Regions from separate parts of the Homo sapiens genome. Here all the other regions are linked to region 2. The links are chromatin contacts, found by Hi-C or POLR2A ChIA-PET in ENCODE. All regions are on one chromosome and are shown on one strand. Each heading gives the region's core, a stretch centred on a gene start or an enhancer-like site at or near the end of the contact. The rest is flanking DNA. Distances are from core to core; before and after follow the strand shown. Region 1 has its middle 110 kb from the start of DUSP6. Region 2 has its middle 160 kb from the start of LINC02458. Region 3 overlaps LOC105378255 (a long non-coding RNA gene).

Evidence for each region. Hi-C counts contacts between places; a loop is a spot of excess contacts on that map. ChIA-PET counts read pairs that join two places held with the same protein, here RNA polymerase II (POLR2A). Pooled maps may share reads with other maps.
Region 1: a map of naive thymus-derived CD4-positive, alpha-beta T cell shows a loop between it and region 2 (3-fold over the local background). The contact joins two enhancer-like sites. A Hi-C loop is called at or near these places in 3 of 168 maps with a recorded cell type or tissue (CD8-positive, alpha-beta T cell, heart left ventricle and naive thymus-derived CD4-positive, alpha-beta T cell) and 12 of 50 pooled maps. POLR2A ChIA-PET finds 5 or more read pairs at or near these places in 6 of 52 experiments (PC-9, activated CD4-positive, alpha-beta T cell, activated CD4-positive, alpha-beta memory T cell and 2 more).
Region 3: a loop to region 2 is called in a map of MCF 10A, with 5 times the contacts of the local background. The contact joins two enhancer-like sites. A Hi-C loop is called at or near these places in 7 of 168 maps with a recorded cell type or tissue (MCF 10A, PC-3, PC-9 and 4 more) and 14 of 50 pooled maps. POLR2A ChIA-PET finds 5 or more read pairs at or near these places in 12 of 52 experiments (AG04450, H1, MCF 10A and 7 more).

The regions. Positions count from the first base shown.
Region 1 is chr12:89,242,740-89,246,800 of GRCh38, reverse strand. No RefSeq gene overlaps it. Among named protein-coding and RNA genes, the nearest start is that of DUSP6, 110 kb to the left of the region's middle. Within about 2 kb of position 1,945, at least 3 of the 41 ENCODE cell types and tissues checked have a DNase peak (open chromatin) inside an H3K27ac peak, as active enhancers do.
Region 2 is chr12:89,179,291-89,183,427 of GRCh38, reverse strand. No RefSeq gene overlaps it. Among named protein-coding and RNA genes, the nearest start is that of LINC02458, 160 kb to the right of the region's middle. Within about 2 kb of position 1,752, at least 4 of the 41 ENCODE cell types and tissues checked have a DNase peak (open chromatin) inside an H3K27ac peak, as active enhancers do.
Region 3 is chr12:89,224,218-89,228,430 of GRCh38, reverse strand. The region is part of intron 1 of LOC105378255 (a long non-coding RNA gene); the gene reads right to left. Among named protein-coding and RNA genes, the nearest start is that of DUSP6, 130 kb to the left of the region's middle. Within about 2 kb of position 2,395, at least 5 of the 41 ENCODE cell types and tissues checked have a DNase peak (open chromatin) inside an H3K27ac peak, as active enhancers do.

The sequences.
Region 1 (4,061 bases), core at 696-3,195, 63 kb before region 2:
ACTGGTAGTATTGAAATGGACTTACCAAGCCAGTCAGCCATGCTTACCTGTGTGATAGTGGCCACGGAAACACATATGCACTATGTTTTATTATGTTTAGTTATTTGCTACGTTTAGAGCTTATTTGCAAACTTCTGGTATTATTTTTCTTATTTTCTTTTCCTATAGTCACCATTACCTAGGTAAAAATTGACGTTTGTGGATAGTATTGTCTGAGAAGTTTGATGGATATCATAGTTTCACTCAAAGGTAAATGGATGCTTAAAAACTGCATTTGCACATCCTGGGATTCAGTTCTGTGAATATTTTGAGACTTGTTTTTTTTGCCGGCTGTAACCAAGACTTACTATACCAATCTTAATTTATTAAAAAAAAAACCCCAATAACAACAAATACCTTAGGTTAAGAAACAGGTAACTGGATTAAGGCTGAGCACATAATCCCTGCTAACCTTGTGGTATGGTAGAAAAAGCACTGAGCTTGAAGTTGGCAGACACAGGGATACATATGGTCTTAGCCTTCATGTATCATTCAACAAATATTGACCAAGAACCTGTAAAAGGTTATTGATCACAGATTCTGTACCCAATAGTCTATGAGACACAAATAAAAGATACAATTGCTGCCTTCAGAGTGCACATGAACTTACTAAGAACACAGACAGGAAAACCAAGGATCATACCACAATGTAATGAACGTAAGAGAGAGCTGCTTAGCTTACCTTGCCTCTCCTATTTTATTACAATTTCTTTTTGGGGGGAATCACCTCTCCTCCTTTGTGTGAATTTAAGTGGGATGATAATTTCTAGTGACCAATGCTCACTAGACAAACTGAAAAGAGTGATCTTCCTCTCCCACCCTAGCACAGTCACAGGCTAGTTCAGACTAGTCATGAGACCCAAGGTTGGCCGATGAGACCCTCTTTTAGGATGTTGATACTAGGATGGAGAGAGTATATTCAGGGCATTCTGAACTGAAGTGAGGTAGAAACATCCAGTCCTGATGCTTTCAAATATAAGACAATTATACCCTCTGGTTCTTGGTTTTAACTCCCCTAAATCTTGGGCATTTGCAAGCTTGTTCCTCTATCTGCTATTGAGCCGCTGATACATTATACTTCCAACAAGTTCTCTTTTGGATTATTGGTTCTGGTTCTTGGCTTTAACTCCCCTAAATCTTGGGCATTTGCAAGCTTGTTCCTCTATCTGCTATTGAGCTGCTGATACATTATACTTCCAACAAGTTCTCTTTTGGATTATTTTGATTCAGTTCCTAATGCTTTCAGCCAGGGATCATGAAAGAGTATCATAATCTAGAGTTGGGGTGAAGGGAATAGTAGCTGTGGCAAGAGGGCAGCTTGGAGGAGGTAATGCCTGAGCAGTATCTTTAGGGACAAGAAGGGATTTACAAAGTAAGGAAGTGGGGGAAGGGAATTAGAGGTAGAGGAAATACCACATGCAAAGGTTTGGAGGTTAGAGCAGCTAGGGGTCGGTGTCACTCAGAGGAAATGCAAGTAGCTTTGGCGGTTGCTTTGTAGTTGTATATGTGTGCACATGTATGAGTGAGACAGAATTCGGAGAGCTGATGCCTGATAGGCCTCTAAAGAATATGTGGTAATCAGCTCTTTCCTCTATTAGCATAAACTATGCCTTAGTAATTGGGATGGTATCTAACCTGGCGTGGCTTCGAAAAGAGGCTTAGTAAATGTGTAGTGAAAAGATGTGACTGTTGAATTCAGTTCCTCTGAAATACTTTCTCCAAGATTTTTGGAGTTGGAAGGACTTTGTCAGGTCACCTGTGTCCTGGGTGCCAAAAATCTATGTCTTTTCTGGAGACTGTCCCTCAAAACTGTTAATTCTATTCCCTAGTTTAGGCAATATTGCACAGGGAACATTCCAGGCAGTTGGAAACTTTTCCTGTTTACATACCTCTGGAGAAGGAGGGACCAAGCATCATTCCTGTTGGACCCTTCAGTTTGTAGCAATGTTTTCTGCCAAGTAAGTTCCTCTTTATCTAACCGAAGTCATCTATGCTGCAACTTGCCTCATTTCCTGTTGCTCTCCCCTTAGAGGGTATGAACAGCATGGGCTTGTCACCCTCCTTGGTAATAACAACCTTTCATATGCTTGACGTTGATTACTAAATTGCCTTTAGCTTTCTCTTCCAGTTTTCTTAGTCTGTTTTTCAGCCTTTAATCATCTCTGTGGGTCTCTTCTCAACCACGTCCAAGTGCACAAAGTGCCTCTTAAAGCAATTTTCAGTTTCAAAACAAAACACCAAACTTCTAGGCTTGTTCCAACTGGCAAAATGAAATGACTTTCTAAGAAAAAAATATGAAAAAAAAAGATATTTCAGGGGTTCCTGGAATGTGAAATTATACTCTAACCAATTAAAGCAGGAATAAATCTTTTGATATTGGTCTTTTCAAGCTGATTTAGTTTTAAGTGAGGTTCTTGTCAAAAGAGTCCCTAAAAGAATTAGGAAAGATCAACATAATAAATGTTTATAGAGCACCCACTATGTGCCAGGCATTTGGCATGGTACTAAGAACTCATAGGTAAACACGACTTGATTCCTACTATCAAAGAGCTCATGGTCTAGGAGTTAAGGCAGAAATAAACAAAAGCCATTCAGTGTGATAGATACAATGGCAAATAAGAGAAAGAGGAAAAGTGGGGGCAGAAAGGAAGAAGGTGGCAAGTCTAGCTGGTGAGGTCAGGCTTGAGCAGATTCTTGAAAGAGGACTAAGAGGTTTTCAGTTTTGGAAGGTAGGTGAGGAAGGATGTTCCTTTTCTGGGCAGAGAGAGCAGCATGATAAGAGGTATGAAGACACGAAACAGCATGATGTATTTGGTGATTAGCTTAGGATGCCATAAGCATGTGGCAAGAGATGAGGATGAGATCACAGAGGGCTTCATGGACTACTCAGAGGAGTTTGGATTTTATGTGGCAATGGGAGCCATTAAGTGTTTGTGAGCAATGTAGTAATTTAGGAGAACTAGCTGCCTAGAAGAATCACTGGGCTAAGCAGAGCATATCAGAAGGAAATGGGGCTGAAGTATGGTTGTCCTGGAGACTGACACAAGAGCTAAGAGGTGGTGTGATTGACAGATGAGAAATGATGTAGACTGGGTGACCTGTGGCTCGGAGGAGATGCTCAATGAAGAAATTAAGAAGGAAATTGAAAAATGTCTTGAAATAAATGATAATAAGAACCCAACATACCAAAATCTATGGGATATAGCAAAAGCAATACTAAGGGGGAAGTTTATAGCTGTAAGTGCCTACATTGAAAAATAAGAAAAAATTCAAATAAACAACCCAATGATGCATCTTAAAGAACTAGAAAAGCAAGAGCAAACTGAATTCAAAATTAGTAGAAGAAAATAAATAATAAAGATCAGAGCAGAAATAAAGGAATTTGAAATGAAGAAAACAGTATAAAAGATCAATGAAACAAAAAGTTGTTTTTTGAAAAGTTAAACAAAATAGGCAAACATTTAGCCAGACTACCTAAGAAAAAAAGAGAAAGATCCAAATAAATAAAATCAGAGATGACAAAGGATACATTACAAACAATACCACAGGAATTCAAAGGATCATTAGTGGCTACTATGAGCAAGTGTTTGTCAATAAATTGGAAAATCTAGAAGAAAAGAACAAGTTCTTAGACACATACAACCTACCAAGATTGAATCGTGCAGAAATCTAAAACCTGAACAGACCAATAATGAGTAACAAGATCAAAGGTGTAATAAAAAGGCTTCCAGCAAAGAAAAGCTTGGGATCTGATGGCATCACTGCTGAATTCTACTGAACATTTAAAGATCTAATACCAATTCTACTCAAACTATTACAAAAAATAGAGGAGGAGGGAACACTTTCAAACTCATTCTCAATATTACCCTGATACCAAAACCAGACAAAGACAATCAAAAAAATAAGAAAACTATAGGCCAATATCCCTAACGAATATTTATGCAAAAATCCTCAACAAAATACTAGCAAGTTGAATTCAAAAACTCATTAAAAAGATCATTCAGGCCAGGCACAGTGGCTCA
Region 2 (4,137 bases), core at 503-3,002:
CTCTGCCATACTTCCCACCCAAATTTAATATAAATAACTCAGTGTGGTTGTCTTAGATTTTAAAATGTGAAGAGTCTTCCTGTTACCTTCCTAGACACTGTCTCCAAAATATATTACTGCCTGACTTGCCCAAAGAAAGAAAGCATGTTATATATAGTCACTGATTTCTTTGTTCTGGCTTCTTTTGCCACAAACAACAAACCACTATGCTGTAATATAATTTAATTTAATTTAATTTTTTTTGAGACAGGGTCTCACTCTGTCACCCAGGCTGGAGTGCAGTGGTACGACCAAGGTAGGTGGGACTATAGGTGCACACCACCATGCCCAGCTAATTTTTTATTTTTATTTTTTATAGAGATGGGATTTCACTATATTGCCCAGGCTGATCTCGAACTCCTGGGCTCAAGCAATCTGCCCGCCTTGGCCTCTTAAAGTGCTGGGATTACAGACATGAGCCACCATGCCCAGTCTGTAATGCCATTTAGATGGTTGTTCTACTTATCTAAAAATAAGTGCTGACTTTTTGTCACTTTCATTGGGACAAGTTTAACAAATTCTTTACCTACAGAAACTAGAGAAAGAATTTGACTATTAAAAATATGGCAAGTGTTTCCAGAGTTTAGCCTTTCTATAAAATGCTATTCATTAGGCAATCCTCATTTGCAGGGAGGAAATGGAAAAGGTGATGTGACAGAGAGTGACCAGGTTGGAGAAGGAAGGATGGCAGGAGAATCTCTACTTTCAATGTTCAGAGGGGGCTTCTTTCTACGGGGAGGTAACATCAGAGCTGAGAATAGAAGGCTAATGATGACAAGCAACACAATAATGACCTATAACTATTAAGCACTTAATTATATTTCAGTCATTTACATATATTAATTCACAGTGTCCTGGTATTCGTACTCCCAAGTCCCTGCTTTTAAAATTCCCTGCTCTTGTGGTTAAATCTTGTGAAAAATTGGGGAAGAATATTCCAGAAAAAGGAATGGCAGGTAGAAAGTCTTTAAGCAAGCATGAAATTAGGTATGTTTAGGAACTGAAAGAAGCTCAGAGTGGCTTGTGTGTAATGAGCTAGGAAGAAAAGTTTATATGTATGGGGAAGTATATTGAAGGCCACAGTGAAAATAAAAGTTTTCGTTTTGTTCTTTAGTCTTAGGAATTATCTAATTTATTATTACTTTTTTTTTAGATATTTGAAGGTAAACTTCTAATTTTTTACTGTACATATGCAATGAACTGGCACATAGCAGAACAGACTCAGCATAGTTTTTTGAAAGAAAATATTCTAATATCATATCTTCAATATTATACAAATAATTATTGAGTGTGATAGAATTTAGCTATTTAGTATTTCTACTCTTTAAAATATCCAAGTCTAAATAACTCGCCAGCTTGAATAATGTCATCCGCCACAGTCTAAACAGGCCTATTGACCACTCCAGCAGATTGTTTCTATTAGGTGCATTTTCTTCTTGATCTTAAGACTTCCACAAAAGTATAAATATTTAACATCTTTGAGCAATTTAAGCAATCACAGTTTGCTGGAATATTAAAAATGCAATAGTGATGAAAAACAAAAGTATTTCTAACAGAATGCAGACCCAGATCTAGATAAATATAGCTTACTTGTTCATAATCTTCTTTCTCAGGAAACCATGCCTGTCTTCAACAGGATTTTTTCAGTTTAGGTTTGCCCTTTTAACACACTGAGTCATTGTTTGGTAATCAGAACAGTCTCCCCTAGCATTACATTTTTTCTAGGAAATTGGCTCACAGGTTTGATCACGCTTAACAAAGGGTGTCTACCTTGTAAAAAAGGACAAAGCTCTGTGTTGGTATATAGGTACTGAGGAGATTAGCATTTTTTAAAAGACTATTTTTTAGAGTAATTTTAGATTCACAGCAAAATTGAGAGGAAGGTATAGAGATTTCCTGTATACTCCCCACCCCTACACATGCATAGCCTCCACCACTATTAAAATCTCCTATCAGGATGTTACATTTGTTACAGTTGATAAGCCTGCACTGACACAATATAATCACCTCAAATCCATAATTTGCATTAGGGTTCACTCATGGTGATGTATATTCTACGAGTCTGGACAAATGTATAATGACATGAATTCACCATATAGTATCATACAGAGTATTTTCATTGTCATGAAAACCCCCTGTGCTCTGGCTATTCCTCCTTCCCTCCCTTCTAACCCCTGGCAACCATTGATCATCTTACTGTTTCTATATTTTTGCCTTTTGCAGAATATCCTATAGTTGGAGTCATATAGTATGTAACTTTTCAGTTTGGCTTCTTTCACTTAGTATACAAGCATTTAAGCTTTCTCCATGTCTTTTCAAGGCTTGATAGCTCATTTCTCTTTAGCACTGAGTAATAGTCCATTTTCTGGATGTGCCTCAGTTTATTTATACATTCATCTGCTGATGGACATCTCAGTTGCTTCCAAATTTTAGCAATTATGAATTAGGCTGTTATAAACATCTGTGTGCAGGTTTTTGTGTGGACCTAAGTTTTCCATTTCTTTGGTAAATACCAAGGAGCAGGATTGCTGGATCATATGTTAAGAGTGTTCAGTTTTTAAAAAGCTGCCAAATTGTCTTCCATAGTAGCTGTACTATTTTGCATTCCTACCAGCAATAAATGGGTCCTTGTGCTTCACATCCTAGTCAGCGTTTGATGTTGTTAGTTCTGGGTTTTGTTCATTCTCAAAGGTGTGTAGTGGTATCTCATTGTTTCAGTTTGAATTTCCTTGATAACGTATGATATGGAGCATCTTTTGAGGTTAATATTTTAAAATACCACAATGGGTAGAAACAGAAATGCCTGTTCTACTCCTGTGCAGAATTAGAGAGCTGAATTCTCTCAGGATGATGAATAGTTTGCAGCCCCAAATATTATGAGCCTTTTTGACAAAAAAAATGAAACAAAAGCAAAAAGACAAAAAACAAACAAAAAACAGAGTAGCTTAGTACTTGGGGTATTAAGAACATGTTGAAAAAGATTGACCCCCTGAGGTTAGTGAGAATTGTTTTAGGTGAAGAAAAGGCAAAAAAAAAAAGCTTCATTCAGATGCAGGACTAAGTGTTTATTATTTGAGTCCAGAAATGGATGGGAGTGAATAAAAGGGGATGTTCCCTTAGTAGGGTGATGTTTTTGGCAACAGTACAACTGATGTTGCAAGAAGGGAAACAGTCTCCAGATGAAAATCTCTTACAGGTTGGCGTTTGCCCAAAACTGAAATGTTGACAGGGAAGTACAGGCACACCCAAAAACATCCTGATTAAATTGCAGGTGTTGTGCAAAACCAAGTGGGAAGAGCAAGTATTTTTAACTAGTAAGCAGATTCTGGTAGTTGCCTTATATATGGTGTGTGTAGTGTGTGATTTTATAAAATCTCAGGAAACAAGGTAACTGTTTTATGCTTTTGTTATCAAGCTAAGTTTTGTGTGGAGAATCATATACTATTTGTTTCGGAATGTACATTTCAAGTTATTTCTAGCGTTTTTTTTTGCAGAAGTAATTCCTCTTAAATAAAAATGTAAATGGAATTTTACTACATAGAAACGATATTTTATTCATAAAATAACCTTATAAGTTCAAATTGAATAAATTTCCTCAGTATATAGTCAATAAATGAAACTAAGGTTGTTTTGATTAATACAAAAACTTGGAATGAGAGCTTACTATGACACTTGTGATTTCACATAATCCTTAGCATCTAATTTAGTTTAGTATTTCTTTTGTATTTACACACTATCAAAAAAGATCCTAATTTACTCAGAAAACTAGTTGCAAATGGGAAGTCTTTAACAGGTTACTATGTAATCTCAGGATACTCTTGCAGAAGAAGCCTTTAATGTGAGGCCCATAAAAAGCAAGTCAAACTGGAAACACAAGTTAATGCATTGATAGTTTCCAATGTGTTAACATCTGGCATAGAGCTTTCTGGAGTGTTTTAAGTATTACGATATTTAAAATATTTTCCCCAAAACACTTAACATGCAAGTTGAGGTCAACATCTGTTGAACTTTTTCCACAGAAGCTCTTCCACAGAAACCTAGGGCTCAAAAGAACACTACTAGTTGTTAGTGGTGATGTGATAATTATCTCAGACTTCT
Region 3 (4,213 bases), core at 1,146-3,645, 44 kb before region 2:
ATGCAAATGCTCACTATCCTTAAAAAGAAATCAAAGGGGCTAAAAAACATTTGGAGATCTTGTGTATGCATCAGATCCACATTATCTCATAAGAGGCAAAGTAGCAAAATCACATGTAGGTTCTGGGATCAGAAAGACTTGGGTTTAAAAATCCCTTCTCTGTCATTGTGTAGCTGTGCAAACTTACTTCAGTTCATTAATATATCTTATTCTCAATTTTGATTTTACTTGGCTTTTCTTTACAAGAAGCATTATCAGAAGTGAATCAATCTCAGGAAGGACCATGCCAGTGAATTTTAAAGTAAAATGTAAAGATGATTAAAGAACTCACTGCCTCTCTTTCATTGATTTATTTGTCTTTAGAGACAAGGTCTTGCTCTGTCACCTAGGCTGGAGTGCAGTGGTGTGAACACTGCTCACTGCAACCTTGACTTCCTGGGCTCAAGCAATTCTCCCACCTCAGCCTCTGAGTGTCTGGGACCACAGGCATGTGCTGACACGCCCAGCTAAGTTTTAAAAATATTTTTTGTAGAGATGAGGTCTCATCATGTTGTGCAGGATGGTCTTGGACTCCTGGGCTCAAAAGATCCTCCTGCCTCGGCCTCCCAAAGTGTTGAGATTACAGCCACCATGCCTGGCCTCTCTCATTTCAAAATACAGGAAGACCTAACCCTCAGTAGGCTGGGGTTACATTTCTACATCTTTATTTAGGAGCTTAAATATGTAGTAAACCATAGCTTTTTCTAGATCTTTCTTTGGCTGGAATTTGCCAGGGAATTTTCTTTTCTTTTCTTTTTTTAAAAATTTTTCTTTTTAAATTGTCTGATGTTTTTTGTTCTTTAATTTTTTTTTCAATTTTTAAAAATTTTTATGGGTACATAGTAGGTATATATGTTTATGGGGTACATAAGATGTTTTGATATAGGCATGCAATGTAAAATAACCACATTATGGGGAATGGGGTATCCATCTCTTCAAGCATTTGTCCTTTGAGTTACAAACAATCCAATTACAAGCTTTATGCCAGGGCATTTTCAATAATATTTAGCGAAAATGATTTTCCCAAGAACTCACCAAATACCAACAGAGCTAGCCATATGATTGTATTTCCTTGTCATGATTTTTTTTAGTTGAGTACTGGGATAGTTTATAGAGAGTTCATTATCCCAGAGGTTGAATATAGGGGAAGAAAAGGGGGTTGTGCAAAGAAACCCAAGTGAGCATTCATTACATGTAATTGAAAGCTAATCATCTCTTCATGGATAACTACTCTACAGAAAAGACCAGCCAAACCACTTAAAACCATCCACAAAGCTCGCTGGCCAGTTAGGACAATAATGCTGAAAAAATATTGCTATGCTCAATTTATTTGATTGCACCTTGTTTTATAGACTGCCTAATGATGAGTGCAGGTTCAAATTCAAATCAAGGAATTTTGCCTCAACAAATTCTTTTCTTCTGCTCTCCTGCACAAATCTAAAGATATTTATCATAAGAACTATATGTACCAAGATCTCACAGGAACATCACCACTGGGTCAGAAGCAAAATAAACTTCACCTGAGTCTGTCAAGAATTGTTTGATGAAATCATCTTTGGTCTGGGAGAGCGAGGTAATAACATATCAACTCAATTTTAAAGGTCCTGCTTACAGAGGACAGAGACAGCCCCCCCCACCCCCCAAAATGCTTTTATTTGCCCTGATACCTAAGATAAAGATTTTATTTTTCAGCAAAGTGATTAAAAATCCGGGTTTTTATTTAAAAATTCTGAGAGATTAGAGATCTAGCGAATTGTTTTTTGGTTTGGACAACAGTGACTCCTTTATACCACAAATATTTGGTAACACATTTTTATTTCTCATCCTTATTTCTCCACTGGAAAACCACTTTATGATAAATTCTGTAAATATTTATTGAAAAAATAAAATATACAGGTTTTATGCTTGGTGCTTCAAGTTTCAAGATGATTGTGTTTAAATCCCTTCTGCTGACGGCTCTTATATTTCTGAATTTGGCTCCCTTAAAATATTTTGTTTCATAGCCAAAGCCAAAAAACAAAACAAAACTATGTTTAAAAACACTACAGGGAAGAAGGAATCACTTCATTGCTTAGTTTTAAAACTACATGAATGACGTCGCTTTTGAGATGTGGAAATACCAGGGTAATTTTGTTTTACTAAAGGTGTATTTTCTTTTCCTTTTAAAGACATATAACAACTATTGTTTTTAACTGGTGAAAGAAAGAATTGGGTTTGGGGCTTTTCATGACCAGGTTAAGTAATTCAGAGCCTTGGTGCTAACAATGAAAGTGAGATTCCCTTTCACGGAAGGGCTGGCCCATTTGAAGTTGATGATTCCAGTCTGGCTGGTCCAACAGGTTTTTATTTCTTAAAGCTTTGAGCACCATGAGTCAGAGGGAGAGGAAGAGAGAGGGAGGACATGAGCTCACTACAGAGAGGTTGGTATTAGAGGAGAAGGGAAGGATTGTTTGTTGGACCCAAACCAGAGAAAGGAGTGGCTGTTATTGCAGCATAAAGCAATGAGCACTGTAGGGGAGCAGCTGAGCTGTTTGTGGAGTCAGCTTCAGGGCCTCAAGGCTGAACTTCCACAGGCAGCAAAAGCATGAGTTACCAGCCTGAAGTGTGAGCTGGTTTTAGAATCTTGTCCCAGTTTTTTTTTTTTTTGGTAGAGATGGGGTCTCACTATGTTGCCTAGGCTGGTTTCAAACTACTTGGGCTCAAGTGATCCTCCCACCTCAGCCTCCCAAAGTGCTGTGATTACTGGCGTAAGCCACTGCACCTGGCCCCCCTCTTTGGTTTTCTCTGCCTGGAAACTTGAGTTGAGAGGCGGGTGTCTCGCCTCTGCCCTTGACTCACCGACATCACACTTCCTTTCATCTGAGTGCTCTCTGAAGTGAGGTCACGTTGGTGAGCTCATCTATATTCAGGAGCCAGAAGAGCAAAGGAGAGCTTTTGCATGTGAAGATCTGCCTGGATGGAAGCTCTGATGTGATGGAAGCTCTTACTACCAATTGGCCAATGGTTCAGATTTTCTTAGAACTAAACTTTTTTTTTGGTCCAGATATGCTAATCAAATGAAAAATGAATTAGGCTGGGATTTCCTCTTCGTAGTCTAACCTTAATGAAAGGAATAATGAGAGAATCTATATTAAATAGGACCCTTTTCATACAAGTAACAGAAATGCAACCTCAAATGTCTCCTTTTAGTGCAGGCAAAAGGGAAGAGCAAAGGAGAGAACTGGGTCTGCAGGATCACTGGAAACAGAGACTTACATGCCTTCCAGTCTCTCTCTCTTTTAACTTTCACTTCTTTTCGACATGTTTTCCTACAGACCTCCTCCACAAGGTTACCTCCTTCTCAGACTCAGATCCTAAGCCTTGATATCAGAGAAGGATTGTCCCGTTTTTGTAAGTCCCAATTTGCAGATACTCAGGAAGGTCCAGCTCAGGTCACACGCAGCCTCTCTGCACAGTGGATGGGCTCTTGTGATTGGCAGTTCTCATGGGAACCATGTAGTGGCGTGAGGGAAGATGGAAATAGGAATGGGTGGGTCTGTGCCAGAAAAGGGAAGGGTGCTGGGCAGATGAAAGAATACATACCTATTACTACACAGAAAAAGGACTATATGTTTGTATTAATCACAGTTCTCTGGAGAAACAGAACAAAAGAATTTTTGATAGAATGTGGCTTATGTGATTATGGAGGCCTAGAAGTTCCATGATATACCATCTGCCAGGTGGAGAGCCAGGAAAGCCAGCGGTGTAATTTAGTCCAACTCCAAAGGCCTGAGAACCAGGAGAGCCAAATGTGTAAGTCTCAGACTGATTCCAAAGGCCTGAGAATGTGGTGGGGGCAGGGAGGGCAATAATGTAAGTCTCTGTCCAAGTCTGAAGGCCTGAGAACCTGAAGTACTGGTGTCTGAGGGCAGAAGAAGATGGAAGTTCCAGCTTAAGCCAAGAGGTGAATTCATCCTTCCTCAGCCTTTTTTCTTCTTAAAAGGGCCCTCAAAGGACTAGCTGGTGTTCATCTGCATTGGTGAAGGCATCCTTTCTCAGCCTACTGATTCAAATGCTCATCTCTTCTGGAAACACTTTCCCAGACACACCCTGAAATAATGTTTTACCTGCTCTCTGAGTATCCTTTAGCCTTGTTAAGCTGACACATAAAATTAACCATCACAAAGATACAAAA